Linked DNA regions of Mus musculus: region 2 is linked to region 1. A link is a loop called in an ENCODE intact Hi-C map of the cell type or tissue named here. Cell type or tissue: left cerebral cortex. All regions are shown on one strand. Links, peaks and the distances in the headings refer to the core of each region. The heading gives the core; the rest is flanking DNA.

Region 1 (15,595 bases), core at 3,429-11,428:
GTTCTGAATCCTCCCTGTAGCAGGGGGTCTTCGCTCGTGCCTGAAGATGTCTCATCCCAGGTTTTGGCACCACTTCTTGTGCAAGCCCGATTCACCAGCAAAGCAGATGCCACACCAGGATCCTTCTGCACACATTTATTGAGAGAGCTTGATTGCAGAGGCGAAAAGACCCCCAAGCCCAGAACTGGTGCTGCTTATATAGGCCTAGGAGAGGCGTGTCTCACACCTGGATTGGTTATGCTTACTATCTCATTTGCATGTCTCACATCTGATTGGTTAACATACCTCATTTGCATGTCTCTCATCTGATTGGTTAATACTCAAAACCTCATCTTGGCAAAAAAACTCTACTGCATATGTACACATTGGGTGTCTACCCAAACTTACGTGTGGTGGCCAGTGGTAGCCAGCGCCACCCTGCAACGGCACATGTGGCTTCCCACACTACATCACTTTATGTAACAGACTTTCACATCCACACATTTTGGTATACTTTTGGGGGACCTGAAAACCAATCTCCCAGGAATATCAAGAGAGCCACATTGGCTATACTTTACACCAGCTTTCCTGAAAACCCAAATTAATTCCACAGGAAAACGTGAAACTATTCCTCAGAAATATGATCTGTACACTTTAAGAATCCACTTGTCTTCTTGAGCTGCTCTTCCCTCGGGAGGATGCAACAAGGTAGTGACTCAGGGACAACTGAGTAAGTTGGTAACCACAGCTTTACTCTGTCTGCTACTCTCCAGGCAGTTGTCTGCTTCTTGGCCCAGCACCCTTTCTGCTTCAAATGTTTCTGTCTGTACAATAAAGCATATGACCAACTTATACTGCCATTGAGTAATTATTACTCTAAGTTATTCTAAACAGATCAAACTACAAAATACTAAAGACACTCTTTAGACAACGCTCAATAATATTAGAGTTACCTCTACTATTAGTTCAAAAACAGAGTGAAGTGCACAAACCTTTTGAAGATATGGCCAGATGGACATTATCACAATAGAAAAACCTGCAAAGAGGCAGACATGTTTACTTGCATTATAACGATGTAATCACTATTGGAGCCATAGCTTTTGGAAATACAGCAAAGATTTTTTTAAGATATTCTAAACCTGACAATTTATATACACAATGCTTATTTTATCAAGCAGTAAAATGTTAGTTATCGGAATAATAATAAATTCTAATAACAAAATAGAAACAACGAGGTAATTATAGTCCCTGACTATGCTTGATCTAGCAAGGGCAAAGAATTTGTCTCTGTCCTCTCACAGCACACATGAGTGCAAGAAAGGCCACTTTGTCAGAGGGAAATTGTCTGTACTGTTTGAAAGAGCACTTCACTGCAAGGAAGCGAGGGAGCTGGAACACCATCTCAAGGGAAGTAATATGAACTAACTTACTTGAGGATGCCATACTTCAGAGGCAAAGTCCTGATTTCTGATAGGTTTCCCCACTCAATACTATAATGGAAAAACTCTTACACTATTTGTCAATGTTGCCCTTTTTTGTTTGTTTGTTTTACTTTTCTGTAGTGATAGGGGAACCTCAAATTCTAGGTAAGTACTCTACCACCCAGTTACAGCCCAGCACTATTGTCCATTCTAAATGTTAGGCAAATCTAGTCAGAAATTATGGAAGGCCTACTCTTAAATGTTTAGCTTTATTTCTGGGAATACTGGCCCAACTCTGTAATCTCAGCATTTGGGAGGATTTTCTTTTGGAGAAAGGGATTGGTTGATTTTTGGAGAAAGGGATTGGTTGATTTGTTTCTGTTACCACTATTATTTGTTAAGAAATGGTTCTATGCCAGGCTGGAGTCTAAATCCTCTTCCCTCAGTAAAGTTCTGTTATCATGATGTCTGTGGTCCCAGAATATTTTATAAAATAGACTGTGATGTTGTCAAATTTAATCATCATTGAAAAGCTTTCTTTTTTCAAATGTAACGACTTAGAATTGTCAGAAGGAGGCTGGTAGTAGCACATGCCTTTTGATCCCAGCACTCGAGAGGCAGAGGCACGTGATTCTCTGTGAGTTGTAGGGCAGCCTAGATCAAGTTCCAGAGCAGCCAGGGCTACACAGACAAACCCTATCTCAAACAAACCACCAAGAAATGGCAGGGAAGAAGAAACATGTTTAGATGTACTATTTGCCAAGGATATTTCATTACTGATATTTGTGTGTTTCGTTTTTATTATATTTACTCATGTTTTATTTTTTACATTTGTGTTTGAGTGCTGTAGCATGTATGTGGAGGTCAAAGGATAAACTGAGAGTCAGTTTTCTCTACCCAGTAGATCCAAGAATCAAAGTTAAGGTCATCAAGCTGAGGAGCAATCTCCTACAACCACTAAGCCATCTTTCCAGCCCCCATTACTGATACATTCTGAGTACTTAAAGCACTGAAGATATAATATAGTGACCTACACACAGACCTTTTAATCGTGATATAAAATATCTGAAAAAGATAAACATGTATTACAAAATCAACATACTTGAATTTAATGTATACCATTGCAGTTAATTACATACTGGGAAAAGCATGCATCATTGAATCTCAGAATATAGATTCTTGTATCAATTTAATACTTTGCTAGTATTATACTTTTAGAGACCCATTATTAATCTCTGATGATTAGAAATGAAACACATAATCACTCTATAAGAAGGATCAGGGTAGTAGTGGCACTAGCACTCAGGAAACAGAGGCAGGTGGAGCTCTGGGCTTCAGGGAGTTTCAGGACAGCCACAGCTACATAGTGAGACCCTAGTTAAAAGAAAAAAATCTTTCCTGGCCAAAAGGCAGTTACATGTTCAGTGGTATGTAGTGGATTCAGGATACCCGGGACTATAAAGTGAGAACTTGTCTCACAAAAGAAACAAAAACAAGCTTTTCTTGCCAAACCCATAATCCTAGCACTTAAGTAACTGAGGCATAACAGGTGTCTCAACATTAGACAAGGGGTCAGGAATTAAAGGTCATCTCTCGGGCTATATAGGAACTTCAAGGTAAGCCTGGGATCCAAGACACTCTGGGGAGAAAAAAAAAAAACGGTCAAGATGCTAAGAAGATGGCAAGCTCCTCACCAGCCTGGGATGAACAGACAGCAAGACTTTGCCTCTAGGTTTTTTTTTTTGTTTGTTTTTGTTTTTAAATTTACTTTTATGTGCATGAGTGTTTTGCCTTCATGTGTATCTGTGCACGACATTCAGTCTGACATTCTCCATCATGGGGACCTGGCAGCCTGCACTTCTCAGGGAATATATTAGCATTTCTCAGTATTAGTTATGTGACAGTCCTGTGACTAAGAAACAGTCCATGGAGCTAGATTGTGAGATAGCCCTTAGGTATACTGACCCAGACCTAGTAGTCAACTCTTACATGAGCAAACATAGGACCAGTAAAAGTTTGCTTTGTTTTGTGATACGGGACCTCTCTAGGTAGTCCTGCTGTCCTGGGAATCGATATGTTGACCAGGTTGACCTCAGACTTACAAAGATTTGCCTGCCTCTGCCTCCCAAGTGCTGGGACAGTTCTAAACTAGAGTTCAAAACAGGATGGAACCAACACAGGAACGGTAACTGGCTTGTATGAGTATGTATGTGTGTTCATTGCATTATTAGAGTGGATACAGAGTATAAATTGTATAATACTCCTTAATTGTTGTTTCTAATTATATTGGTGGAGTTGTGTAAGGGAAGTATTTGTTCTTGGAAAAGGCAGACTGCAATAACATATTCGTAATATCTGAAACTTACTTTACTTTAGCAATAGATGTGTGTGTGTATAAAGACATCTGACTTCTGGGGAAAAACTAATTGGAAAGATATTAGCATTAGGTAGATTATTTCAATCTTTGTATGTATTTGAAATCTTTTAAAGTAATAAATTTTTATTATGTTTTTTTTAATTTAGAAGGAATAACAGAATATGGATGTTGATTTACTGAATTAGCATACATTTTTTATTTTGATGACACACATGTTAGATGGCTGAGGCTGAGCTTTACAGACTTCTGCTTTACAGGGGTGTAAGAAGAAAAACTGAACCTGGGTGTCATGGCGCATGCCTTTCATCCCAGCACTTAGGTGGCAGAGACAGCAGGATCTCTGTAAGTTTGAAGGTACATAGTAGCTCCAGGCCAGCCAGGGATACATAGTTCTTGCACGCGTTTGCGACCGGCCAGGAAAGACGAGGCAAAGCTTTATTGCTTACTCAGGAGCAAGAGAGGAAGAGCGCGGCAGAGAGAGGCAGAGAGGAAGAGAGAGAGAGCAGAGGAAAAGATGAAGAGAAAGAGACGAAGAGGCGAAGAGAAGAAGAGGCGAAGAAGCGAAGAGAGGGAGTGCCAGAACCCTGTCCCTTTTAAGGAGAATTATCCTCCTCCTAGGACGTGTCACTCCCTGATTGGCTGCAGCCCATCGGCCCAGTTGTCGTCACGAGAAAGGCAGAGCACATGGCAGGAAAACTGCCCCTGCACATGTGCAGATTATTTACTACTTAGAACACAGCTGTCAGCGCCATCTTGTAATGGCAAATGTGAGTGCGGCTCCACACACATAGTGAGACCCTGTCTAAACAAGCAAGCAAACAAACAAACAAACAAACAAAAAATGCTGTACATCTTTCCAAGGGGATTTGTTTAACGTTTACCTTCTATCTACTAGTTCTGCTGTATCCTGGCATTCATTTTCCTGATGGAATTCTCTCTCAAGTAAAACCATGGTGTTCTAATATTTTGATAACCACAGCTCCAGATGGCAGAATGTTTAACAAATATATGACTTAAAATCCAAGAAAAATACATAATACACTGGCATGAACTGAACACCTGGGTAAAACAATATGATTCAGTGTGTGTTTTTGTACAGAGTCTGGGGCAGAGCAGCACTGCACTTTCAAAATTCGCTCTGGTCTCACTACAGAAAGGCAGAACAGTCAGACTCAGAACTGGAGAGCAAGAAGGGTGAGCATCTGGAGAGAGCAGTACTGAATATAACTGCAGACATATGACAGAAATAAAAGGTCTGCACTGTAAGACAAGCATACTAGCACCTGCCTATTACTGTTATTGCACTACGAAGGAGGGAAAGCAGGAAGACCCTAAGTTCAAGGCCAGCCTCTACCAGACTGAGCTGTGAGCCAGCCTGGGCTCCAAAGTGAGAACTTACTTGAAAGGAAGGAAGAAAGGAAGGGAGTGAGGGAAGAGAGGAGGGAGGTAGTGCAGACATGTAAGGACAGAGGGTGCAGTAATATTTCTTTTATTGACAAATACTGAAATAAGAATTTGAAGTGTCTGTAGTATTTCAAAAAAACCTAAGGTAAGGCTAGCAATCTATAATCTTTAGGTCAAATCCAGACACCACCAGTCTTTAGCTTGATAGATAAAACTGGTTTACAGGTGAATAGTTGTTACCAGATGACAAAAGACTAACTTCAAAGACCAAGTTTCTCCTCAATAGACCAACCTACTGACTAAACAATGCACTCATTTAGTATGATCTGCAGATTTTCTCTTCTAAGTATCTATGCTATCCATGACTTTGCCTTTGGGCCTGAACCAACAAACCTAAACTATACACCAATGGGTCTATTACAGAAAAAGTGTCGGCCTCTGCTCTATTAAATAAAATTCATAAAGGAAGTCAGTTGAGAGCACTAGACACTCAAGAAAAGAAGGATCTAAGCCAATTACATCAATAAATCCTGATTAGTCAATCTTGTTTGATAAGGGCTGCTGGCTTACTATACTGAACTTTGTACAGTAAAGTACAAGTGAGCAAACCCTGCAGTTAGTCATAACTAGGGAATCAACTTATGATTTTAAAAACAGAATACTTGTTGAATTGTTCTGAAAATGTTTCCTTTTAATTTTTAAAATGCTAAACACAGAACATAGAGTTCAATCTAATGAACTCTTCATGGACAGGAACATCTGTCCATCTTCACCTATAGATGAAGCCTAACACAATCACTTATTTAAAAGGGAGAGAAAAGTAAGAGAAAATGTGTTTAAGCTTATTTCAATCAAAATCATATTTCTATGGTTAGCTGTACATCTATGACTCAAGGATCCCACGCTCTTTCTGGAAAACACAGGCCTGACATGAAATACAACAGAAGAAAAGCAAGCAGCACAAAGAAGGCTAGGAAATGGAAATGCCACAGCCCTATGCATGTGACTAACAGGGAGCTCTAGCCTGGCAGAGCCTGTACATCAGAAGCACAAAATTACAGTAAGTAAAAATAACTTCAGGGTCCCGGCAAATAACAAGCCTGGAAGAAAAAAAGTTGTTGGCAGGAGTTGCAGGTAACATAAATGAGGGTTGCTGACAGATTTCAAAAGGGAGAAGAGGGATGGTCTCTTCTAGGCGTGGAATAGGCAGGACAACTACAGAGCTTAAGAACTCCAAAAGGATGGCTGCACAGCAAAAAGCAGGGCAGAAGCCAACAGCTTCGAAGGTCTCAACAGGCCTGGGGGATGCAGCTCTTTTAAAACAAATGTCAACACTGCTACTCATTTTAATCACCTCAAGATAAAATCAAGAAACATAAAATTGTAATCCATCCTCTGGCCTCTGTACAAACCATGATGCATGTGCCACCTGTTCCCCCTCAAAAGATGAACCTAATAAAACACACACTGCGCTTCAAACAAAAGACTCGATGAAATAATACTTACTGCTTCGTAAAGGTAAAAATACATATTGCTACAGTAAGACAAGCCCAACTTTTCTAAATTAGTGCTCATGAATAAGGATCAAAATGAGAATTACAAGGATGAAAATACTAATGAAACGCTTAAAGGTGTGTTTATTTTGGACCTGTGATACTGAGCAAAGTGTGAGTCATTTTAAGTGGGTTTATTTGCAAAATATGAAGAAGTTATTAGGTTAGGAAAAGTCTAACTCAAGTTTAGCTCTTGAGTGTCGGTTAAAACCACCATTTGGGGCTTTTGTGACAGTGGACAGCTACACAGGGTCAACAGAATGCAGTGTCTGCTGTAAAAGAGGCAGCTTAGGTTTTTTCATACAAAACAGGAAAAATAGTGAAGAAAAAGAAATTCTCAAGGAGGAAGGAATTACCATAACAGGATTCAGGCAGATGCTTAAGACACACAGCACAAGGGCTACAATGTGAAACTGCTGTGACCTTTGTGAAGCATCCCCCTGCCCAGCTTTGTTAGGTACACAAGTTCTCCAAGCACCAAGATTCTCCTCTATTCCCAAGTACACGCGATTATCCCGGAGCCTGTCCTAAGCAGCTCCGAAGGCGTTGCTGGGCATGCGCATGTGCAGCCGGGTTTCGGGTCCGGACAGTGGACTCACTGTTCCCAGCTAGTCCCACCCGCCTGCTCACCTGCTTTCCGGTGATCCCGGGCCCAAGAGGGGCTCCCGCTCAGCCTCACTTCCCAGGTTCGCCATAATTCCAGCTCTCGCTAGGCGGCGCGCTGCCCACTCTCGCGACACCTGCTCCTTCTCCAGGCCCGGAGCTGTCAAAACACTCCTATGAGTGCGCGTGCGCGCCGCGAGGCCGGAAGCGGACCGGCAGCCTAAGGGAAGTGTGAAGCGTGTGGGCCCTGCAGGAGGCGGTGGTGGCAAACAGAGAGCAGGCCGGAAGAGGTGGAGCAAGGCCAGAGCCGGCCTCTGGGGGCGTGTCCCGCGGACGCCACGCCCCGCCCCGAGGACGTCCTCCCTGTCAGGCTGGCTGGCAGCTCGCCTGCTGTTTTGTACCTGAGCAGATTCAGCTCTCTGCTGTCCGAGCTGAGGCGAAAGTCCGGTGCCTTAAGCGTGGAGAGCGGTGGTGGCCAGAGGCTTGGCGAGTTCCCCTTCAGGTGTGCCTCGGCGAGCGGCCTGTAAGTAACAGCCTCTGTCGTCTGCGTACGTGCAAGGCGACAGGAAGGCAGCGGTTCCCTGGTTCGAGGGAGGGCGTTGGGGACCCCTGTGGCCCAACCCTGCTGGCCATCAGCGCCTCACCTGAAAGGGACTGAGGATGAGGCTGATGGTAGGCAGCCGCTGTTATACCCCTGACTCCGCTCCTAAGAGACTTGGGGGTCGCGGCTGATGGCAGCCAGACACTGATGCCCCCACCGGCTCCTCACTTGAGGGGACTGAAGGTCGGGTCTGAGGAGGCTACAACCTCGCTGGTTCCGGGCCCCAGAACCTTAACTTTGCAAAAAGCCAGCCCCTAGGCAAAGCCTGCTTAGCTCCAACCCGCTGCTTTCAGCACCAGGAACATAAACACTCAACAGACTCAGATACTGTTGACTTCCTAGTCTCTGTCCCTGCCATTGGACTTGTCAGCTAATTGCTGCTAGAAGTCATCGTGTGTCTCCTAAAGTAATGTTTTCTTAACTCTAGATAAGATTGTCATGTGATTTCATTGGATCACATCTCTCCTAGGACACGGGTAAAGCAGATACTTATCTATCTGATCAAGACCTGAGGTCGAGATAAGTTACCTGGAATCTCTCAGAGTTGGGACCCAGTCTCAATTCTTGAACTCCTTGAGCGCTTAGCATTTGTCCTGCCTCAGGAGCTCTCTGTTGTGTGGTATTCCCATCTGCTCTCCTTTGATCTTTCATTTGTGATCATCTCATGTGCAGCCAATCAGGCATATTCTACTAGAGAACTGTTAAACTTGAAATGTCTTCTGTTAATTATCTTTGAATCCAATCCTGATTATTAGATACTTCATTGTATTCAGTCCTGCACATATATCTATAGTAACAGAAACAAGGAGATTCTCGTTATTGGTTCCAAGACTAAAGATGGGTAGAAAATAAAGTCCTTTTTTTAACCTCGATATTCTTCCTATGTTATGGTTGTCATTTCTAATCCCTGGACAGTGACACAATTTGAGACTCTTATATAATAGAGGAAGAAAATTTTAACTAGCATTCCATCAAGTAGAATGTGGTGTATGTTGAAAGAAATCTTATTCTTATTCAGGCCCTCTTTCATCCCTACAATGGTTTTCTAAAGAGGAGAGAGATTGACTCAAGTAGACAAAGAAGTGAAAGGCAGAGAGAATAGGAAGATGGCGGAGGGCTACAGAGCTAACCAACAGTAGCTTGAATTCAAGAAACAGGACTCCTCTGACAACAAAACCTGTGCTGTTTACCACCAGGTTTCCTGTAAACAGAATATCAAGAATATCTTCTCATATTTCCTAATATGAAAAGCAAAGCAAGTATTTAGTGTTTATTTAAATGAAATAATTTGTTGCTCTGTATTAGGCCAAGTATAGTTTTCTACTTTCCAGTTGAGGTGGCTCACTCAAGGTCACACAGCTAAGTGGGGAAACTCGGGTCTTTCCATTACTGTCTCCAAGTGATGACTTCAGACAACAAAAACATATTTGGTGAGTACACAGACAAGTCCTAAAGTCTAAATAAATTCAGAAACATATCAAAGGTAGCAATCAAAGCAACATGGGGGAGGACAACAGTGGTTTTTGTTTGTTTTGTTTTGTTTTATATTTTTGTTTGTTTTTAAATAGTACACCAAGAAAAAAGAGCCAAAGTTGAAGAGATTAAACCTTTCCAAATGTATTACCCAAAAATTGGGGACTTGTTGGCTATTTGTCCCCCCACTCTACCCCCTTTTCTCTTTTGGTAATGCTAGGGATTCAACTAAGCCTTTCAAGTGCTTAACAGGAAAGTTATCAACTGAGCTATACATCCAACCCCATGTTGGGTTTTCGTCAATGATTTTTTAGAATAGTTACATATTTCCTACTTATTTTCCTACTCTTCTTCAGTATAAAAGCAATTAAATCAGTAGCCTAAGGATAGCTGGTGTGTGTGTGTGTGTATGTGTGAGAGAGAAAGAAACAGGGAGAGAGAGAGAGAGAGAGAGAGTGCTAGAGAGATTTTAATGTGTGACATGGGCTGGAGAAGATGATCCAGACCTTAAAAGCACTTATGGCTCTTGCAGAGGATCAAAATTCAATTTCCATATGGTAACTCGTCATCTAATTCTGAGGAATCTAATGCCCTCTTTAGACCTCAATAAGCACTAGGAACATGCATGCATACATACACGCAGGCAAATATACATTTAAAAAATGAAAATTATGTCTCTTGCGGGGGCAAGAGGGAAGTTGGCACACATGGTAGATTAAAAAATATTACATTTTTACAATCTATTTTGCAGTACACATACGCTACAGAGGATACGAGGAGGTCAGAGGACAGATTGCAGAAATGGGTTTCTCACCACAATGACAATTTTGAAATTTACTTATGCCTTTGAGATCACATACATAAAAGTCTAGGAAGAGCCAGGCAGTGGTGGCACACTTGCGAAGCAGAGGTAGGCTACTCTCTATGACTTGAAGGCAAGCCAGGACTACACAGAGAATCCCAGTCTCAAAAACAAACAAACAAACAAACAAAAGTCTAGCAAGAAAAAGTAATGTTTGTTTAAATACTTAGATATCAAAGTAATAGGAGATTAAAAAGTACTAGATGGAGTAATATTAGTAGATTGTGAGTGCCATGCTAGCAATAAAACTCATTTCTAGGAAAGACATTCTATTCCTTGGCACTGTGATGGCACTTCTATTTTTGTTCCACTTTGTTTCTTCTCTGCACACTTGCTATTTAAAAACACAGATGGCCGTTGTATCCATTGGTACTTCAAAAGGGGCTGGTATTTCTGCAGGATCTCACTGGTGTCTTGCTTGACCTGAGGGCTTTTAGTGCCTGGAATAGCTCCAGATGGCACTTTAATGTAAACTGATGTCTTTATCCCAACTCAGAAGATTCATAGTTCTGGATATCCTGATCATAGCCAGCTCTGCCTAGAAAGACTTTTTTTTAGAGGATGTGGAAATGGCTCAATAAGTAAGAGCACTTTTTATACAAGCAGGAGGATCTGAGTCGAAGGAACCAACACTTTTGTAAAAAGACTGGTCACTGATACTTGTGTCTATGACCCTACTACCATGCGAGTGATGTATATAACTGTCATGTAAACCTACATACATGCAGCATACACACATACACAAATACACTATAAAAAGAAAGAACTATATCATTTAGACATTCAGAAATCATTTTATACTGCTCTGAGACTGAAATTGGATTTTAGCATATCTGTATAATACCAAATTTCAAAACCAAATACATAATAAGCCCTATATGTGTTTGATTTGTTATCTCTGTTTTTTACCTGTGAGATACTTGATAGTAGGTAAATATAGCAAGGAAATATGCTACCTCTAGGCTTGAAGTGGTCTATTACATAGAAAAGCAAAGTGATGTGGGAAATTTTGCAGTGCTGGGTTAAATAACAAAGGAGTGGACAATTTGGTATGTAATGAATATTGTTCATTGCAAAATAATTGAAATTTCATTGTCATTAGGTACTTTATTACACATGCAGAAATTAATATACTTTTTAAAAAGTGCTCTGGGCATGTTGGCATTTGCCTTTAATCCTAGCACACATGGGCCAAAGATAGATCTCTGCGAGTTTCAGTGCAGAATGGTCTACATAGTGAGTTCCAGGACAGCCAGGGCTATGTAGAAATATTTGCCTGAAGAACCAAAAAAGAAAATAGCTTGCAATAGCTCTTGACTAGTACACTGTTTCTTGTTGAAGATTATTTGGGTTTTGTTTGTTTTCTTACATATAATTGACTTAGTGTCATGATACGTGATATTCCAAAGGTGAATGTAGATCCTAGTATACTTGAGGAAGACAAGACCTTTATTATAGTATGCAACTGCTCTGCAATTTAATAAGTAAATACATACAAAAATATGAGTAATAAGTTTATGAACCATCACAGAAAGATCTAAGTAGTAAAATAATTTAAATCAATGTTAGCTTCCTGTCTCTGTGACAAAATACCTCAAAAAACAACCTAAACTGAAAAACACATTAAACACTTTTCTATTGTAATAGAAACACCATGACCAAGGCAACTTCTAGAAGTTTATTTGGAGGGTCTAGTTTCAGAAGGTGAGTCAGTGACCATTGTGGTGAGAATGTGGCAGCAGGTAGGTATGGTGCTGGGGCAGTACCTAAGAGCTCACATTCTGATCAACAATTATGAGTCAAAGAAAACTAACTGGGGATGGTGTTTGGAACCCCACAGCCCACCCCCAGTGACACCTCCAACAAGGCTATGCATGCCCCTAATCTTCCCAATAGTTCTACCAACTATGAACCAAGTATTCAAATATATGAGCCTATTGGGCCATTCTCATTCAAACTACCAGGAAAAGGTTATCTGAGCTCATTGTTTCCGAGTTAGTGTTCATTTGATGGCTTTGCTGTTAGACCTGTAGCAAGGAAGAACATCATGACATGGAACTTATGGCAGAGAGCCTCCTTTCCAGTCATGGACTGGGAAGGAGAGAGATAAAAAGACAGAGTAGAAAGGGACCCAGGCTCTTGATATACCTCAAGCACACATACCCAGGAACTAAACCATTTCATAAGGTTGTACCACTTCCCTGTACACTGAGCAGCAAATCTTTAGAATACTCAGAGAACATTTCAGATCCAAACCATAACTGTTCGTCATTTAGAATTGTATTTCTGTAAAATGTATCTCCATCCTACCCCATATATCCAAAGACCCGAGCTCATTTGGGAGTATGAAACATTTTTAACTTGTGTGTTTTTGTATATAAACACATGTTGTGGTGTGCAAGTGGAGGCCAAAAGACAATTTACAGAAGTCAGTTCTCTCCTTCCAAACATGTATGTCCTAGGGATCAAAGAAGTATCAGTCATGGTGCCAATACTTTTAATTACTGAGCCTTCTCACCAGCCGTAGATTTCTGTTAACAGGGTAAAGGATACACTGAGTTAAGTGATTCTGGGGATCCATCCCATAGTCAGCCACCAAACCCAGACACTATTGCATATGCCAGCAAGATTTTGCTGAAAGGGCCCTGATATAGCTGTCTCATGTGAGGCTATGCCAGTGCCTGGCAAATACAGAAGTGGATGCTCACAATCAGCTATTGGATGGATCACAGGGCCCCCAGTGGAGGAGCTAGAGAAAGTACCCAAGGAGCTGAAGGGGTCTGCAACCCTATAGGTGGAACAACAATATGAACTATCCAGTACCCCCAGAGCTCGTGTCTCTAGCTGCATATGTAGCAGAAGATGTCCTAGTCGGCCATCATTGGGAAGAGAGCCCCCTTGGTCTTGCAAACTTTATATGCCCCAATACGGGGGAATGCCAGGGCGAAGAAGTGGGAGAGGGTAGGTAGGAGAGCAGGGTGGGGGGAGGGTATAGGGAACTTTTGGGATGGCATTTGAAATGTAAATGAAGAAAATATGTAATAAAAAATTAAAATGTTTTTAAAAGTTCAATTTTGTATACATTAATATATCATTAATCCCAGCACTCAGGGGGCAGATTACTGTGAGTTCCCAGGCCACCTAGGGCTAGATGGTAAGACCCTATCTAAAAGGAAAAAGAAAAATAATTGTTTCAGTAGAAAATGTATATAGTGGAGATATGGAGATGAGAACATTTTAAAAAGATCTTCCAGTTGCATGAGTAGAGGTAATGATTGGAAGTTTATGGTCAGCCGTAATTACGAGATCCTGTTTCAAAAAGAAAACCATAAAAGCCAATTTCCGTTTACCATTTCTTTAATAACTGAAATACAAAGTGCTAATTGACAAATTTACTCTGCAGGGAAGTGTTAGTTTTAAGTAACAGTTTTAAGTGAATTGGAAGAATATATATATGATTTAAACAAACTGCAAAGAGCCAGTTGGCTTATAAATAAGTGGTTCCTTAGGTCTATGAAGTCTGTGGTTTTAGTATGGTTTTTTGTTATTTTGAATTTGTGTGGGTCCTTTTTTCCCCTACTGGTGGAAATATGAAGATTTATACCTGGTAATAAAGTGTAAATCTATACTCAAAGGCTGAGAAGTACAGTTAGTTTCTTCTTCCCATGTAGTATATAGCTTCCAAGGTTGTTCTTAGTGTCATTGTGTTCTGGCGCTGACAGTGTTGAGTTTGGGCAGGCGCCATGATTTTTCTTTCTAATCAACATAAAATGGAAACATTGATTACATTTACCCACTTGCCCTTTCTGCAGAGGTGTTGGACTCCCAGGGGGTAGTCTTTTTCTCTTTCTCTTTCTCTCTCTCTCCACCTGGCCATGAAGAAAAGAAGTCTGTAGTTTTTTTACTTATATGGAGAGCACAGTCAGTGTGAAATGAAGAACTTCGGATAGCATCCCAGTGCTGAGCTTGTCCTTTGCTGACAAAGGACCAAATATGAATAACTCCTGTAGTTGCATGTATATAAATTGTACCCCAAACCTATGAGCCCGAAAGCAGATTCTTCTCCACTGAAGCTTCTAGAAGAAAATTTCACCCAGCTGATATTTGATTGAAGAAGATGAGGTCCTGATGCAGGAAACCAAACTATGTAGGTTCTTGCAACTTATTCCTGAAGGAAAAGGCAAATGAGAATGTTGAGAAGGGGCAAAGTAGACTCAGCGATGTGTTCTTCAGTTATTTTTTAAGGTCCTGGGGCAGTTGTTCCTGGTGGCTTGGGCCTGTAATCCCACCTCTTCAGGAAGCTGATACAGGAGGATGTCAGTACTAGGCCAGCCTGAGCAATTTAGTAGGATCTTCTCTCAAAATATAAAGAACCCAAAAAGCTAAGAGTATAGCTTTGGAGTAGCCGTTGCCTAGTATGAGCAAGGCCCTAGGCGCACCCCAACCACCCCCCTAAAAAGGGACCCAAGAAATAGGTCGTAGTATTTATGTTATGGCCGTTTTTGAAGTGACATACTTCTGAGTTCTTAACTAAGATAACTACTATCATTATATTACTGGGATAGCTGTCAAGAAGAAAAGAAGGCATCAATCAGTTTACTTGTAAAATTCTGTAAGGAGACTGTCCCCCTAAAATAGCTGGCTAGTGCATGGTACTCCCAAAACTGGGTTTTCTTTCTTCCCGTGCTCAAAGACAGATATATTCAGTTCCTTCCCATGAAGAGCATAGTAAGGTAATTGTGCATCCCTCTTCGAGCTCAACTGTAAGGGACCGATCTTAAAACATGTTTTAGGACAGATTTTACATACGGGAAAAGGACCATTCTTGTTGGCCTCCAGATGGAAAACATGCTTCCCACTTTGCTTGTCAAGGCCATGGGAGAGCCTGTGTAAATTTGCATGGGCAAGATGCCTATGGAATCGGTTCAGATTTACAACAGAGAGGAGGGCCTGAAGAGGAAGAAGAGTCTGGAGTTTCCTACGATGGAGTGTTGAGGCTGGTGAACAGTGGAAGTGAAGCGATACCCTTAGGATGCCATACCGAGCAGAAAGCCTCCAAAAAATCCTCCAGTTACTAAAACATTCTTCTTCACAAAGCACACCACCTCCTCAGCTTTGCTCTTGACTTCAGTTGGTATTTGGGCGCTCTTCCGAATTGTCAGCTGCTCCTTGGCCTTTTTCATGTCCTTCTCTACTCGACTCCAGTCAACTTTGATGTAGCCAGTGTGGTTTGCAAGCTGGAGGAGAAAAAAGCCCCCTCCCACTGCTGTGGCAGCCAGCTTTCCAACTTTCTGGAATATGAAGCCAGTGCACCAGCCAGTG
Region 2 (15,595 bases), core at 3,659-11,658, 48 kb before region 1:
CACCTATTCTTCTAGAGGACCTGCATTCAGTTCCCAGCACCCATATGTTGGCACACAGCCATCTGTAACTCTGGTTCCCAAGTTCCAAGGGACCCAACAGCTTCTGACCTCTTCATATATACACGTGCAGGAAAAATACTCACATAGACAAAATAATAACTGCAAAAGAAAAAATAGAAGTCTAGTTTTTTTGAGATAGAGGCGCAGTATGTAGCCTGTGCTATATAGGTTCCAGAGATTGAACTCAGGTCCTTAGTTGAATTTTATCCACTGAGTCATCCTGGTGTCCCAACATCTGTTTTGAATATAGCCGACTTTATTATTAGCCTCATCTTCCTGTTTTTGTTTTTTAAAGTTTTTTTTGTGTTTTGGCTTTGTTTTGTGTTCATTATTATTATTATTATTATTATTATTATTATTATTATTATTTTATTTTTTGGCAGTGTTGGGGACCTCAGGACTCTGACCATACTAGGCAGCACTCTATTACTGAGGTGTACACAACTCTCTAAGTATTTAGAATTGAATTGTCTCTGATGAATAAAAGAGTTAAAAAGCTAATTCTTAGGCAGACCTGGTGGCCCACACGTGTAATCTCAGCACTTAGGAGACTGAAGCAGGAGGATTAACAGTGTAGGGGACACAGTGAAACTCTCAAAATATCTCCCAACCAGAACATTAAAAAAGTACATTTTACAATAAAGAAAGTTACATCAAGTAAAATCTCTAGCATGCCAATTAATATCTGAAGCAATTGTTTTCTGTAATAAAACTTGAAATCGTTTCTTAAGACAGTTGAGTAATAAAAACTATTTTAAAGGAAGAAATCAAATCAGTCTGGTATGATGGTACACACCTATAATCTCAATACTAGGGAGGTTCAGATAGTAGAACCCTGAGTTCAAGGCCAGCCTGGGCTACATAGTAAGGCTTTTTCTAAATAGGTAAACTGGGCATGCATTTAATCCCAACACTTGAGGGAGGGAGCAGGCAGATCCCTAAGGCCAGCCTAGTCTACAGAGAAAGTTCCAGGACAAGCAGGGCTATACAGAAAAACCTATCTCAAAAAACAACAAATAAATGGATAGGTAACTAATCTTCAAATTGTCCAAAGCTAAAGCATTTTACTCTGAACTGTAGAGCTGTGTAGCTTCCGGCACTTACCCACACTGCTGAGGAACATGGTAAGGTAGAGAATCCTCACAGACTTCCATCTACTCTTGTAATGCTCTTGGGTTTCTATCTCGCTCCATTCTCTAGGTGGAAAGAAGAAAAGGGTTAACAGAGTTGAGAGTTCCTAATCTCAAAACTCCAAATCCAAAATGTTAACTGTGGGCGGAGATTCCCCCATCTGACTTCAGTGAATTACAGCAAAATGCACGTGTACTATCTCCTCCAAAGATCCAGGAACTAGAAAACCCCAAGCATTTGGGGTAATGCACAAGTTCTGGACCTCCTGATCACTAGGAGCAGGTATTTATGCATTAACAATTGGGCCACACTGTGGTGGCACAGTGCTTTGATCCAGGCACTCAGGAGACAGAAACAGGCAGATCTCTAAGTTGGAGGCTAGCTGGTCTACAATCAAGTTCCAGAACACTCAAAGCTAAATAGAAAATCCTGTCTCAAAAAACCAAACCAACAAACTAAAGATATGAAACGTATATAACAAGCAAAATTTATTAATATTGGCTATGGTTACACTAATTCACCTCTGAAAAAGCATTTTAAATTTCCCTGGATTCTAGGACTGTATTAATGCACCACTAGACACAGTTATTTAGAAGATACAAGATACCTTTTAAAAGTAAAACATTTTTCAAAGCAATTATTTCACTATTTTTTTTCGCTTTCAAGTTTTAGTGTTTATATGGTGTGAGTGTGCATATGGTGGCCTGATGGAAGATATGGACAGTCTGGCTAGCCAGGTTGCTCTGGGACCCCTGGCTCTTTCCTTCGATGCTGGAATTACAGGTGGGCCATCATAACCACATGGCATTTACATGAATTTCTAGGGATCCAAACTCTAGTCCTCTCGCTTGCACAGCAAGCATTTTAACCACTGAGCCATGTCCCCAGCTCCCCTTTTCTATTGCTACATGCAAGAGAAAGGTATTAACCTAACAGGATGAATGAACACCCTTTCTCAAGAAAAGTTACATAAAGTAGCTACAAGAAATAGATGTGCCCCAAATGGGATATACTGAAAATTAATTACTATGAGAATGGTGAGATGGGTAAAGGTTCCTGCCCAATGACCTGGATTCCCTTCCTAGAACCCACACAGTAGAATTAGAGACCTCTACATGTATAACATGGCACACACGTGCCTACACACACACACACACACACACACACAAATGACTGGAGAGATGGCTCATCTGTTAAGAGCACTGACTGCTCTTCCAGAGGTCCTGAATTCAATTCCAGGATCTGATGTCCTCTTCTGGTGTGTCTGAAGACAGCAATGATATACTCATATACATTAAATAAATAAATAAATAAATAAGTCTTTTTTAAAAAGATCTACTTTTCTGTAATTACTCTCATGTTGCTGGCACTCATTCTTGATGAAAGCATATTACTTTTGCTGTGAGCTGTTCTGACTGGAATGATGGAACCTAAGACGGTGCCAGCCTGGAGCTTCCTGGACCACCGCCCTTTGCTCTGACATGAATTACCAAATAAGTTCTACTCGTGGACCAAAGAGCTTATGTGATAGAGCAGACTGGTTTTTGTCTTCTGAATAAACTTGTAACTCACTAAAAGTGAGTATATAACTGACATCCTACCTCTGTAGGTGATGCCTGAGTTTTATGCTCATTAAATGACCGTATAAGTACCAAACAGAGTTGGCAAATTTACCTTGATGTGGTTATTGCTCTTTCAACAAATCCAGAAACACTTAAACAGAAAAAGTGCCCACTTATGTTCCAAGAGTATTTTCTTTTGGAGAAAGGGATTGGTTGATTTGTTTCTGTTACCACTATTATTTGTTAAGAAATGGTTCTATGCCAGGCTGGCCACAGAGTCTAAATCCTCTTCCCTCAGTAAAGTTCTGGTACCACGATGTCTGTGGTCCCAGAATATTTTATAAAATAGACTGTGATGCTGTCAAATTTAATCATCATTGAAAAGCTTTCTTTTTTCAAATTTAACGGCTTAGAATTGTCAGAAGGAGGCTGGTAGTAGCACATGCCTTTTGATCCCAGCACTCGGAAGGCAGAGGCACGTGATTCTCTGTGAGTTGTAGGGCAGCCTAGATCAAGTTCCAGAGCAGCCTGGGCTACACAGAGAAACCCTATCTCAAACAAACCACCAAAAAATGGCAGGGAAGAAGAAACATGTTTAGATGTACTATTTGCCAAGGATATTTCATTACTGATATTTGTGTGTTTCGTTTTTATTATATTTACTCATGTTTTATTTTTTACATTTGTGTTTGAGTGCTGTAGCATGCATGTCGAGGTCAAAGGATAAACTGAGAATCAGTTTTCTCTACCCAGTAGATCCAAGAATCAAAGTTAAGGTCATCAAGCTGAGAAGCAATCTCCTATATCCACTAAGCCATCTTTCCAGCCCCCATTACTGATACATTCTGAGTACTTAAAGCACTGCAGATATAATATAGTGACCTACACACAGACCTTTTAATCGTGATATAAAATATCTGAAAAAGATAAACATGTATTACAAAATCAACATACTTGAATTTAATGTATACCATTGCAGTTAATTACATACTGGGAAAAGCATGCATCATTGAATCTCAGAATATGGATTCTTGTATCAATTTAATACTTTGCTAGTATTATACTTTTAGAGACGCATTATTAATCTCAGATGATTAAAAATGAAACACATGATCACTCTATAAGAAGGATCAGGGTGGTAGTGGCACTAGCACTCAGGAAGCAGAGGCAGGTGGAGCTCTGGGCTTCAGGGAGTTTCAGGACAGTCACAGCTACATAGTGAGACCCTAGTTAAAAGAAAAAAATCTTTCCTGGCCAAAAGGCAGTTACATGTTCAGTGCCAACCTTGGTATGTAGTGGATCCAGGATACCCAGGATTGTAAAGTGAGAACTTGTCTCACAAAAAAAAACAAAAACAAACTTTTTTTGCCAAACCCATAATCCTAGCACTTAAGTAACTGAGGCATAACAGGTGTCTCAACATTAGACAAGGGGTCAGGAATTAAAGGTCATCTCTCAGGCTACATAGGAACTTCAAGGTCAGCCTGGGGCCCAAGACACTCTGGGAAGAAAAAAAAAAAAAAAAGGTCAAGATGCTAAGAAGATGGCAAGCTCCTCACCAGCCTGGGATGGACAGACAGCAAGACTTTGCCTCTAGTTTTTTTGTTTTTGTTTTTAAATTTACTTTTATGTGCACGAGTGTTTTGCCTTCATGTGTATCTGTGCACGACATTCAGTCTGACATTCTCAATCATGGGGACCTGGCAGCCTGCACTTCTCAGGGAATATATTAGCATTTCTCAGTATTAGTTATGTGACACTCTTGTGACTAAGAAAGTCCATGGAACTAGATTGTGAGATAGCCCTTAGGTACACTGACCCAGACCTAGTAGTCAACTCTTACATGAGCAAAGATAGGACCAGTAACAGCCAGTAAAAGTTTGCTTTGTTTTGTGATACGGCATCTCTCTAGGTAGTCCTGCTGTCCTGGAATTCGATATGTTGACCAGGTTGACCTCAGACTTACAAAGATTTGCCTGTCTCTGCCTCCCAAGTGCTGGGACAGTTCTAAACTAGAGTTCAAAACAGGATGGAACCAACACATGAACAATACTTGGCTTGTATGAGTATGTATGTGTTCATTGCATTATTAGAGCTACTAGAGAAACAATGGAACACAGTATAAATTGTATAATACTCCTTAATTGGTGTTTCTAATTATATTGGTGGAGTTTTGTAAGGGATGTATTTGTTCTTGGAAAAGGCAGACTGCAATAACATATTCGTAATATCTGAAACTTACTTTACTTTAGCATTAGATGTGTGTGTGTGTAAAGACAATTGACTGGTGAAGATAAACTAATTGGGAAGAAAAACTAATTGGTATTAGGTAAATTATTTCAATCTTTCCATGTATTTGAAATCTTTTAAAGTAATAAGTATATATTACGCTTTTTTTAGATTTATTTATTTATTATTATATGTAAGTACACATTTTCAGACCCTTCAGAATAGGGCATCAGATCTCATTACAGATCCACAGTGTGGTTGCTGGGATTAGAACTCAGGACCTTTGTAAGAACAGTCTGCTCTCTTAACCGTTGTGTCATTTCTCTAGCCCCCCCCCCCATAATGCTCTTTTTTAATTTAGAAGGAATAACAGAATATGGATGTTGATTTACTGAATTAGCATACGTTTTTTATTTTGATGACACATATGTTAGATGGCTGAGGCTGAGCTTTACAGACTTCTGCTTTACAGGGTTGTAAGAAGAAAAACTGAACCTGGGTGTCATGGCGCATGCCTTTCATCCCAGCACTTAGGGGGCAGAGACAGCAGGATCTCTGTGAGTTTGAAGGTAGAAGCCATGTACATAGTAGTTCCAGGCCAGCCAGGGCTACATAGTGAGACCCTGTCTAAACAAACAAACAAAACCTAAAACAAACAAACAAACAAGCAAAAAATGCTGTACTTCTTTCCAAGGGGATTTGTTTAACGTTTACCTTCTATCTACTAGTTCTGCTGTATCCTGGCATTCATTTTCCTGATGGAATTCTCTCTCAAGTAAAACCATGGTGTTCTAATATTTTGATAACCACAGCTCCAGATGGCAGAATGTTTAACAAATATATGACTTAAAATCCAAGAAAAATACATAATACACTGGCATGAACTGAACACCTGGGTAAAACAATATGATTCAGTGAGTGTTTTTGCACAGAGTCTGGGGCAGAGCAGCACTGCACTTTCAAAATTCGCTCTGGTCTCACTACAGAAAGGCAGAACAGCCAGACTCAGAACTGGAGAGCAAGAAGGGTGAGCATCTGGAGAGAGCATACTGATATAACTGCAGACATATGACAGAAACAAAAGGTCTGCACTGTAAGACAAGCATACTAGTACCTGCCTGTTACTGTTATTGCACTACGAAGGAGGGAAAGCAGGAAGACCCTAAGTTCAAGGCCAGCCTCTACCAGACTGAGCTGTGAGCCAGCCTGGGCTCCAAAGTGAGAACTTACCTGAAAGGAAGGAAGAAAGGAAGGGAGTGAGGGAAGAGAGGAGGGAGGTAATGCAGACATGTTAGGACAGAGGGTGCAGTAATATTTCTTTTATTGACAAACACTGAAATAAGAATTTGAAGTGTCTGTAGCATTTCAAAAAAACCTAAGGTAAGGCTAGCAATCTATAATCTTTAGGTCAAATCCAGACACCACCGGTCTTTAGCTTGATAGATAAAACTGGTTTACAGGTGAATAGTTGTTACCAGATGACAAAAGACTAACTTCAAAGACCAAGTTTCTCGCCAATAGACCAACCTACTGACTAAACAATGCACTCATTTAGTATGATCTGCAGATTTTCTCTTCTAAGTATCTATGCTATCCATGACTTTGCCTTTGGGCCTGAACCAACAAATCTAAACTATACACCAATAGGACTATTACAGAAAAAGTGGTCGGCCTCTGTTCTCTTAAATAGAATTCATAAAGGAAGTCAGTTGAGAGCACTAGACACTCAAGAAAAGAAGAAGGATCTAATCCAATTACATCAATAAATCCTGATTAGTCAATCTTGTTTGATAAGGGTTGCTGGCTTACTATACTGAACTTTGTACAGTAAAGTACAAGTGAGCAAACCCTGCAGTTAGTCATAGCTAGGGAATCAACTTATGATTTTAAAAACAGCATACATATTTCCTTTTAATTTTTAAAATGCTAAACACAGAACATAGAGTTCAATCTAATGAACTCTTCATGGACAGGAACATCTGTCCATCTTCACCTATAGATGAAGCCTAACACAATCACTTATTTAAAAGGGAGAGAAAAGTAAGAGAAAATGTGTTTAAGCTTATTTCAATCAAAATCATATTTCTGTGGTTAGCTGTACATATATAACTCAAGGATCCCACACTCTTTCTGGAAAACACAGGCCAGACATGAAATACAACAAAAGAAAAGCAAGCAGCACAAAGAAGGCTAGGAAATGGAAATGCCACAGCCCTATGCACGTGACTAACAGGGAGCTCTAGCCTGGCAGAGCCTGTACATCAGAAGCACAAAATTACAGTAAGTAAAAATAACTTCAGGGTCCCGGCAAATAACAAGCCTGGAAGAAAAAAAGTTGTTGGCAGGAGTTGCAGGTAACATAAATGAGGGTTGCTGACAGATTTCAAAAGGGAGAAGAGGGATGGCCTCTTCTAGGCGTGGAATACGCAGGGCAACTATAGAGCTGTAAGAACTCCAAAAGGATTGCGGCACAGCAAAAAGCAGGGCAGAAGCCAACAGCTTCGAAGGTCTCAACAGGCCTGGGGGATGCAGCTCTTTTAAAACAAATGTCAACACTGCTACTTATTTTAATCACCTCAAGATAAAAATCAAGAAACATAAAATTGTAATCCATCCTCTGGCCTCTGTACAAAGCATGATGCATGTGCCACCCGTTCCCCCTCAAAAAATGAACCTAATAAAACACACACTGCGCTTCAAATAAAAGACTCGATGAAATAATACTTATTGCTTCGTAAAAGTAAGAATACATATTGCTACAGTAAGACAAGCCCAACTTTTCTAAATTAGTGCTCATAAATTAGGATCAAAATGAGAATTACAAGGATGAAAATACTAATGAAACGCTTAAAGGTGTCTTTATTTTGGACATGTGATACTGAGCAAATGTGAGTCATTTTAAGTGGGTTTATTTGCAAAATATGAAGACGTTATTAGGCAGGTTAGGAAAAGTCTAACTCAAGTTTAGCTCTTGAGTGTCGGTTAAAACCACCATTTGGGGCTTTTGTGACAGTGGACAGCTACACAGGGTCAACAGAATGCAGTGTCTGCTGTAAAGGAGGCAGCTTAGGTTTCTTCATACAAAACAAAGGAAAAATAGTGAAGAAAAAGAAGCTCTCAAGCAAGAAGGAATTACCATAACAGGATTCAGGCAGATGCTTAAGACACACAGCACAAGGGCTACAATGTGAAACTGCTGTGACCTTTGTGAAGCATCCCCCTGCCCAGCTTTCTAGGTACACAAGTTCTCCAAGCACCAAGATTCTCCTCTATTCCCAAGTACACGCCATTATCCCGGAGCCTGTCCTAAGCGGCTCCGAAGGCGTTGCTGGGCATGCGCATGTGCAGCCGGGTTTCGGGTCCGGACAGTGGACTCACTGTTCCCAGCTAGTCCCACCCGCCTGCTCACCTGCTTCCGGGTGATCCCGGGCCCAAGAGGGGCTCCCGCTCGGCCTCACTTCCCAGGTTCGCCATAATTCCAGCTCTCGCTAGGCGGCGCGCTGCCCACTCTCGCGACACCTGCTCCTTCTCCAGGCCCGGAGCTGTCAAAACACTCCTACGAGTGCGCTTGCGCGCCGTGAGGCCGGAAGCGGACCGGCAGCCGAAGGGAAATGTGAAGTGTGTGGGCCCTGCAGGAGGCGGTGGTGGCAAACAGAGAGAAGGCCGGAAGAGGTGGAGCAAGGCCAGAGCCGGCCTCTGGGGGCGTGTCCCGCGGACGCCACGCCCCGCCCCGAGGACGTCCTCCCTGTCAGGCTGGCTGGCAGCTCGCCTGCTGTTTTGTACCTGAGCAGATTCAGCTCTCTGCTGTCCGAGCTGAGGCGAAAGTCCGGTGCCTTAAGCGTGGAGAGCGGTGGTGGCCAGAGGCTTGGCGAGTTCCCCTTCAGGTGTGCCTCGGCGAGCGGCCTGTAAGTAACAGCCTCTGTCATCTGCTTACGTGCAAGGCGGCATGAAGGCAGCAGTGTCCTGTCCGACAGAGGGCGTTGGGGACCCCTGTGACCCAACCCTGCTGGCCATCAGCGCCTCACCTGAAAGGGACTGAGGATGAGGCTGATGGTAGGCAGCCGCTGTTATACCCCTGACTCCGCTCCTGAGAGACTTGGAAGTCGCGGCTGATGGCAGCCAGACACTGATGCCCCCGCCGGCTCCTCACTTGAGGGGACTGAAGGTCGGGTCTGAGGAGGCTACAACCTCGCTGGTTCCGGGCCCCAGAACCTCAACTTTGCAAAAAACCAGCCCCTAGGCAAAGCCTGCTTAGCTCCAACCCGCTGCTTTCAGCACCAGGAACATAAACACTCAACAGACTCAGATACTGTTGACTTCCTAGTCTCTGTCCCTGCCATTGGACTTGTCAGCTAATTGCTGCTAGAAGTCATCGTGTGTCTCCTAAAGTAATGTTTTCTTAACTATAGATAAGATTGTCATGTGATTTCATTGGATCACATCTCTCCTAGGACACGGGTAAAGCAGATACTTATCTATCTGATCAAGACCGGAGGTCGAGATAAGTTACCCGGAATCTCTCAGAGTTGGGGCCCAGTCTCAATTCTTGAACTCCTTGAACGCTTAGCGTTTGTCCTGCCTCAGGAGCTCTCTGTTGTGTGGTATTCCCATCTCCTCTCCTTTGATCTTTCATTTGTGATCATCTCATGTGCAGCCAATCAGGCATACCCTACTAGAGAACTGTTAAACTTGAAATGTCTTCTGTTAATTATCTTTGAATCCAATCCTGATTATTAGATACTTCATTGTATTCAGTCCTGCACATTTATCTATAGTAACAGAAACAAGGAGATTCTCGTTATTGGTTCCAAGACTACAGATGGGTAGAAAATAAAGTCCTTTTTTTTAACCTCAATATTCTTCCTGTGTTATGGTTGTCATTTCTAATCCCTGGACAGTTGCACAATTTGTGACTCATATGTAATAGAGGAAGAAAAATTTAACTAGCATTCCATCAAGTACAATTTGGTATATGTTGAAAGAAATTTTATTCTTATTCGGGTCCTCATTTCATCCCTACAATGGTTTTCTAAAGAGGAGAGAGATTGACTCAAGTAGACAAAGAAGTGAAAGGCAGAGAGAATAGGAAGATGGCAGAGGGCTACAGAGCTAACCAACAGTAGCTTGAATTCAAGAAACAGGACTCCTCTAACAACAAAACCTGTGCTGTTTACCACCAGGTTTCCTGTAAACAGAATATCAAGAATATTTTCTCATATTTCCTAATAGCAAAGCAAGTATTTAGTGTTTATTTAAATGAAATAATTTGTTGCTCTGTATTAGGCCAAGTATAGTTTTCTACTTTCCAGTTGAGGTGGCTCACTCAAGGTCACACAGCTAAGTGGGGAAACTCAGGTCTTTCCATTACTGTCTCCAAGTGATGAATTCAGACAACAAAAACACATTCAGTGAGGACACAGACAACTCCTAAAGTCTAAATAAACTCAGAAACATATCAAAGGTAGCAATCAAAGCAACATGGGGGAGGACAAACAGTGGTTTTTGTTTGTATTGTTTTGTTTTATATTTTTTAAATAGTCCACCAAGAAAAAAGAGTCAAAGTTGAAGAGACTAAACCTCTCTGAATGTATTACTCAAAAATTGGGGACTTAGGTATTTGTCCCCCCACTCTACCCCCTTTTCTCTTTTGGTGATGCTAGGAATTCCACTAAACCTTTCAAGTGTTTAACGGGAAAGTTATCAACTGAGCTATACATCCAACCCCTTGTTGGGTTTTCTTCAATGATTTTTTAGAATAGTTACATCCCTCCCACTTATTTTCCTACTCTTCTTCAGTATAAAAGCAATTAAATCAGTAGCCTAAGAATAGCTGGTGTGTGTGTGTGTGTGTGTGTGTGTGTGTGTGTGAGAGACAGAGACAGAGACAGAGAGACAGAGAGACAGAGAGAGAGCGAGCTAGAGAGATTTTAATGTGTGACATGGGCTGGAGAGTTGATCCAGACCTTAAAAGCACTTATGGCTCTTGCAGAGGATCAAAATTCAATTTCCACATGGTAACATGTCATCTAATTCTGAGGAATCTGATGCCCTCTTTAGACATCAATAAGCACTAGGAACATGCATGCATACATACACTCAGACAAATAAACATTTAAAAAATGAAAATTATGTCTCTTGGGGGGGCAAGAGGGAAGTTGGCACACATGGTAGATTAAAAAAATATTACATTTTTACAATCTATTTTGCAGTACACATATGCTACAGAGGATACGAGGAGGTCAGAGGACAGATTGCAGAAATGGGTTTCTCACCACAATGACAATTTTGAAATTTACTTATGCCTTTGAGATCACATACATAAAAGTCTAGGAAGAGCCAGGCAGTGGTGGCACACTTGGGAAGCAGAGGTAGGCTACTCTCTATGACTTGAAGGCAAGCCAGGACTACACAGAGAATCCCAGTCTCAAAAACAAACAAACAAACAAACAAAAGTCTAGCAAGAAAAAGTAATGTTTGTTTAAATACTTAGATATCAAAGTAATAGGAGATTAAAAAGTACTAGATGGAGTAATATTTGTAGATTGTGAGTGCCACGCTAGCAATAAAACTCATTTCTAGGAAAGACATTCTATTCCTTGGCACTGTGATGGCACTTCTATTTTTGTTCCACTTTGTTTCTTCTCTGCACACTTGCTATTTAAAAACACAGATGTCCCTTGTATCCATTGGTACTTCAAAAGGGATTGCTATTTCTACAGGATCTCACTGGTGTCTTGCTTGACCTGAGGGCTTTTAGTGCCTGGAATAGCTCCAGATGGCACTTTAATGTAAACTGATGTTGTCTTTATCCCAACTCAGAAGATTCATAGTTCTGGATATCCTGAACATAGCCAGCTCTGCCTAGAAAGATTTTTTTAGAGGATGTGAAAATGGCTCAATAGGTAAGAGCACTTTTTATACAAGCAGGAGGATCTGAGTCGAAGGAACCAACATTTTGTAAAAGACTGGTCACTGATACTTGTGTCTATGACGCTACTACCATGCGAGTGATGTATATAACTGTCATGTAAACCTACATACATGCAGCATACACACATACACAAATACACACAAAAAAAAGAAGGAACTATATCATTTAGACATTCAGAAATCATTTTATACTGCTCTGAGACTGAAATTGGATTTTTGAATATCTGTATAATACCAAATTTCAAAACCAAATACATAATAAGCCCTATATGTGTTTGATTTGTTTTCTGTTTTTTACCTGTGAGATACGTGATAGTAGGTAAATATAGCAAGAAACTATGCTGCCTCTAGACTTGAAGTGGTCTATTACATAGAAAAGCAAAGTGATGTGGGAAATTTTGCAGTACTGGGTTAAAAAACAAAGGAGTGAACAATTTGGTATGTAATGAATATTGTTCACTGCAAAATAATGGAAATTTCATTGTCATTAGGTACTTTATTACACATGCAGAAATTAATATAATTTTTAAAAAGTGCTCTGGGCATGTTGGCATTTGCCTTTAATCCTAGCACACATGGGCCAAAGATAGATCTCTACGAGTTTCAGTCCAGCCTGGTCTACATAGTGAGTTCCAGGACAACCAGGGCTATGTAGAAATAAAAAAAAAAAAAAAAGCTTGTAATAGTACACTGTTTCTTGTTGAAGATTATTTGGGTTTTGTTTGTTTTCTCAAATATAATTGATTTAGTGTCATGATACGTGATATTCCAAAGGTGAATGTAGATCCTAGTATACTTGAGGAAGACAAGACCTTTATTATAGTATACAACTGCTCTGCAATTTAATAAATACATACAAAAATATGAGTAATAAGTTTATGAACCATCACAGAAAGACCTAAGTAGTAAAATAATTTAAATCAATGTTAGCTTCCTGTCTCTGTGACAAAATACCTCAAAAAACAACCTAAACTGAAAAACACATTAAACACTTTTCTATTGTAATAGAAACACCATGACCAAGGCAACTTCTAGAAGTTTATTTGGAGGGTCTAGTTTCAGAAGGTGAGTCAGTGACCATTGTGGTGAGAATGTGGCAGCAGGTAGGTATGGTGCTGGGGCAGTACCTAAGAGCTCACATTCTGATCAACAATTATGAGTCAAAGAAAACTAACTGGGGATGGTGTTTGGAACCCCACAGCCCACCCCCAGTGACACCTCCAACAAGGCTATGCATGCCCCTAATCTTCTCAAATAGTTCTACCAACTATGAACCAAGTATTCAAATATATGAGCCTATTGGGCCATTCTCATTCAAACTACCAGGAAAAGGTTATCTGAGCTCATTGTTTCCGAGTTAGTGTTCATTTGATGGCTTTGCTGTTAGACCTGTAGCAAGGAAGAACATCATGACATGGAACTTATGGCAGAGAACCTCCTTTCCAGTCATGGACTGGGAAGGAGAGAGATAAAAAGACAGAGTAGAAAGGGACCCAGGCTCTTGATATACCTCAAGCACACATACCCAGGAACTAAACCATTTCATAAGGTTGTACCACTTCCCTGTACACTGAGCAGCAAATCTTTAGAATACTCAGAGAACATTTCAGATCCAAACCATAACTGTTCGTCATTTAGAATTGTATTTCTGTAAAATGTATCTCCATCCTACCCCATATATCCAAAGACCCGAGATCATTTGGGAGTATGAAACATTTTTAACTTGTTTGTATTTGTATATAAACACATGTTGTGGTGTGCAAGTGGAGGCCAAAAGACAATTTACAGAAGTCAGTTCTCTCCTTCCAAACATGTATGTCCTGGGGATCAAAGAAGTATCAGTCATGGTGCCAATACTTTTAATTACTGAGCCTTCTCACCAGCCGTAGATTTCTGTTAACAGGGTAAAGGATACACTGACTTAAGTGATTCTGGGGATCCATCCCATAGTCAGCCACCAAACCCAGACACTATTGCATATGCCAGCAAGAGTTTGCTGAAAGGGCCCTGATATAGCTGTCTCATGTGAGGCTATGCCAGTGCCTGGCAAATACAGAAGTGGATGCTCACAATCAGCTATTGGATGGATCACAGGGCCCCCAGTGGAGGAGCTAGAGAAAGTACCCAAGGAGCTGAAGGGGTCTGCAACCCTATAGGTGGAACAACAATATGAACTATCCAGTACCCCCAGAGCTCGTGTCTCTAGCTGCATATGTAGCAGAAGATGTCCTAGTCGGCCATCATTGGGAAGAGAGCCCCCTTGGTCTTGCAAACTTTATATGCCCCAATACGGGGGAATGCCAGGGCGAAGAAGTGGGAGAGGGTAGGTAGGAGAGCAGGGTGGGGGGAGGGTATAGGGAACTTTTGGGATGGCATTTGAAATGTAAATGAAGAAAATATGTAATAAAAAATTAAAATGTTTTTAAAAGTTCAATTTTGTATACATTAATATATCATTAATCCCAGCACTCAGGGGGCAGATTACTGTGAGTTCCCAGGCCACCTAGGGCTAGATGGTAAGACCCTATCTAAAAGGAAAAAGAAAAATAATAATAATTGTTTCAGTAGAAAATGTATATAGTGGAGATATGGAGATGAGAATATTTTAAAAAGATCTTCCAGTTGCATGAGTGGAGGTAATGATTGGAAGTTTATGGTCAGCCGTAATTACGAAATCCTGTTTCAAAAAGAAAACCATAAAAGCCAATTTCCGTTTACCATTTCTTTAATAACTGAAATACAAAGTACTAATTGACAAATTTACTCTGCAGGGAAGTGTTAATTTTAAGTAACAGTTTTAAGTGAATGGAAGAATATAAACATGATTTAAACAAACTGCAAAGAGCCAGTTGGCTTATAAATAAGTGGTTCCTTAGGTCTATGAAGTCTGTGGTTTTAGTATGGTTTTTTGTTATTTTGAATTTGTGTGGGTTCTTTTTTCCCCTACTAGTGGAAATATGAAGATTTAAACCTGGTAATAAAGGGTAAACCTATACTCAAAGGCTGAGAAGTACAGTTAGTTTCTTCTTCCCATGTAGTATATAGCTTCCAAGGTTGTTCTTTAAGATCATTGTGTTCTGACACTCACAGTGTTGAGTTTGGGCTGGAGCCATGATTTTTCTTTCTAATCAACATAAAATGGAAACATTGAATTTACACACTTCCCTTTCTGCAGAGGTGTTGGACTCCAAGGGGGTACTCTTTTTCTCTTTCTCTTTCTCTTTCTCTTTCTCTTTCTCTTTCTCTTTCTTTCTCTTTCTCTTTCTCTTTCTCTTTCTCTTTCTCTTTCTCTTTCTCTTTCTCTTTCTCTTTCTCTTTCTCTTTCTCTTTTTCTTTTTCTTTTTCTCTCCACCGGGCCCTGAAGAAAGGAAGTCTGTAGTTTTTTACTTATATGGAGAGCACAGTCAGTGTAAAATGAAGAACTGCGGATAGCATCCCAGTGCTGAGCTTGTCCTTTGCTGACAAAGGACCAAATATGAATAACTCCTGTAGTTGCATGTATATAAATTGTACCCCAAACCTATGAGCCCGAAAGCAGATTCTTCTCCACTGAAGCTTCTAGAAGAAAATTTCACCCAGCTGATATTGGATTGAAGAAGATGAGGCCCTGATGCAGGAAACCAAACTATGTAGGTTCTTGCAACCTATTCCTGGAGGAAAAGGCAAATGAGAATGTTGAGAAG

Evidence for each region. Peaks named below come from ENCODE experiments on the same cell type or tissue, not always from the same donor. Only the 100,000 strongest peaks of a DNase experiment are listed, where the experiment ranks them.
Region 2: it touches region 1 in a loop (2.4-fold over the local background); 20 of 42 quality-filtered maps call a loop at or near these places.

Annotation. Positions count from the first base shown.
Region 1 is chr3:40,886,584-40,902,178 of GRCm38, forward strand. Abhd18 (abhydrolase domain containing 18) reads left to right here and starts at 7,676. Exons shown (of 13, transcript NM_026622.4): 1 at 7,676-7,860. It overlaps 6430590A07Rik (RIKEN cDNA 6430590A07 gene), which reads right to left and starts at 7,521. Exons shown (of 3, transcript NR_166482.1): 1 at 7,365-7,521; 2 at 972-1,015; 3 at 1-125. It overlaps 1700034I23Rik (RIKEN cDNA 1700034I23 gene), which reads right to left. Exons shown (of 1, transcript NM_028494.3): 1 at 13,613-15,595. The coding sequence ends at 15,301. In left cerebral cortex, for the core only: a CTCF peak has its summit at 7,543; DNase peaks (open chromatin) are centred at 6,151, 6,503, 7,554, 8,015 and 1 more place; H3K4me3 peaks cover 2,341 bases; H3K27ac peaks cover 1,367 bases.
Region 2 is chr3:40,838,250-40,853,844 of GRCm38, forward strand. It overlaps Mfsd8 (major facilitator superfamily domain containing 8), which reads right to left and starts at 8,605. Exons shown (of 12, transcript NM_028140.5): 1 at 8,392-8,605; 2 at 1,165-1,256. The coding sequence starts at 8,456. It also overlaps the pseudogene Gm2011 and the pseudogene Gm10731. In left cerebral cortex, for the core only: CTCF peaks have their summits at 8,454, 8,659 and 8,993 (motif pointing right); DNase peaks (open chromatin) are centred at 7,472, 8,504, 8,955, 9,487 and 1 more place; H3K4me3 peaks cover 2,204 bases; H3K27ac peaks cover 1,405 bases.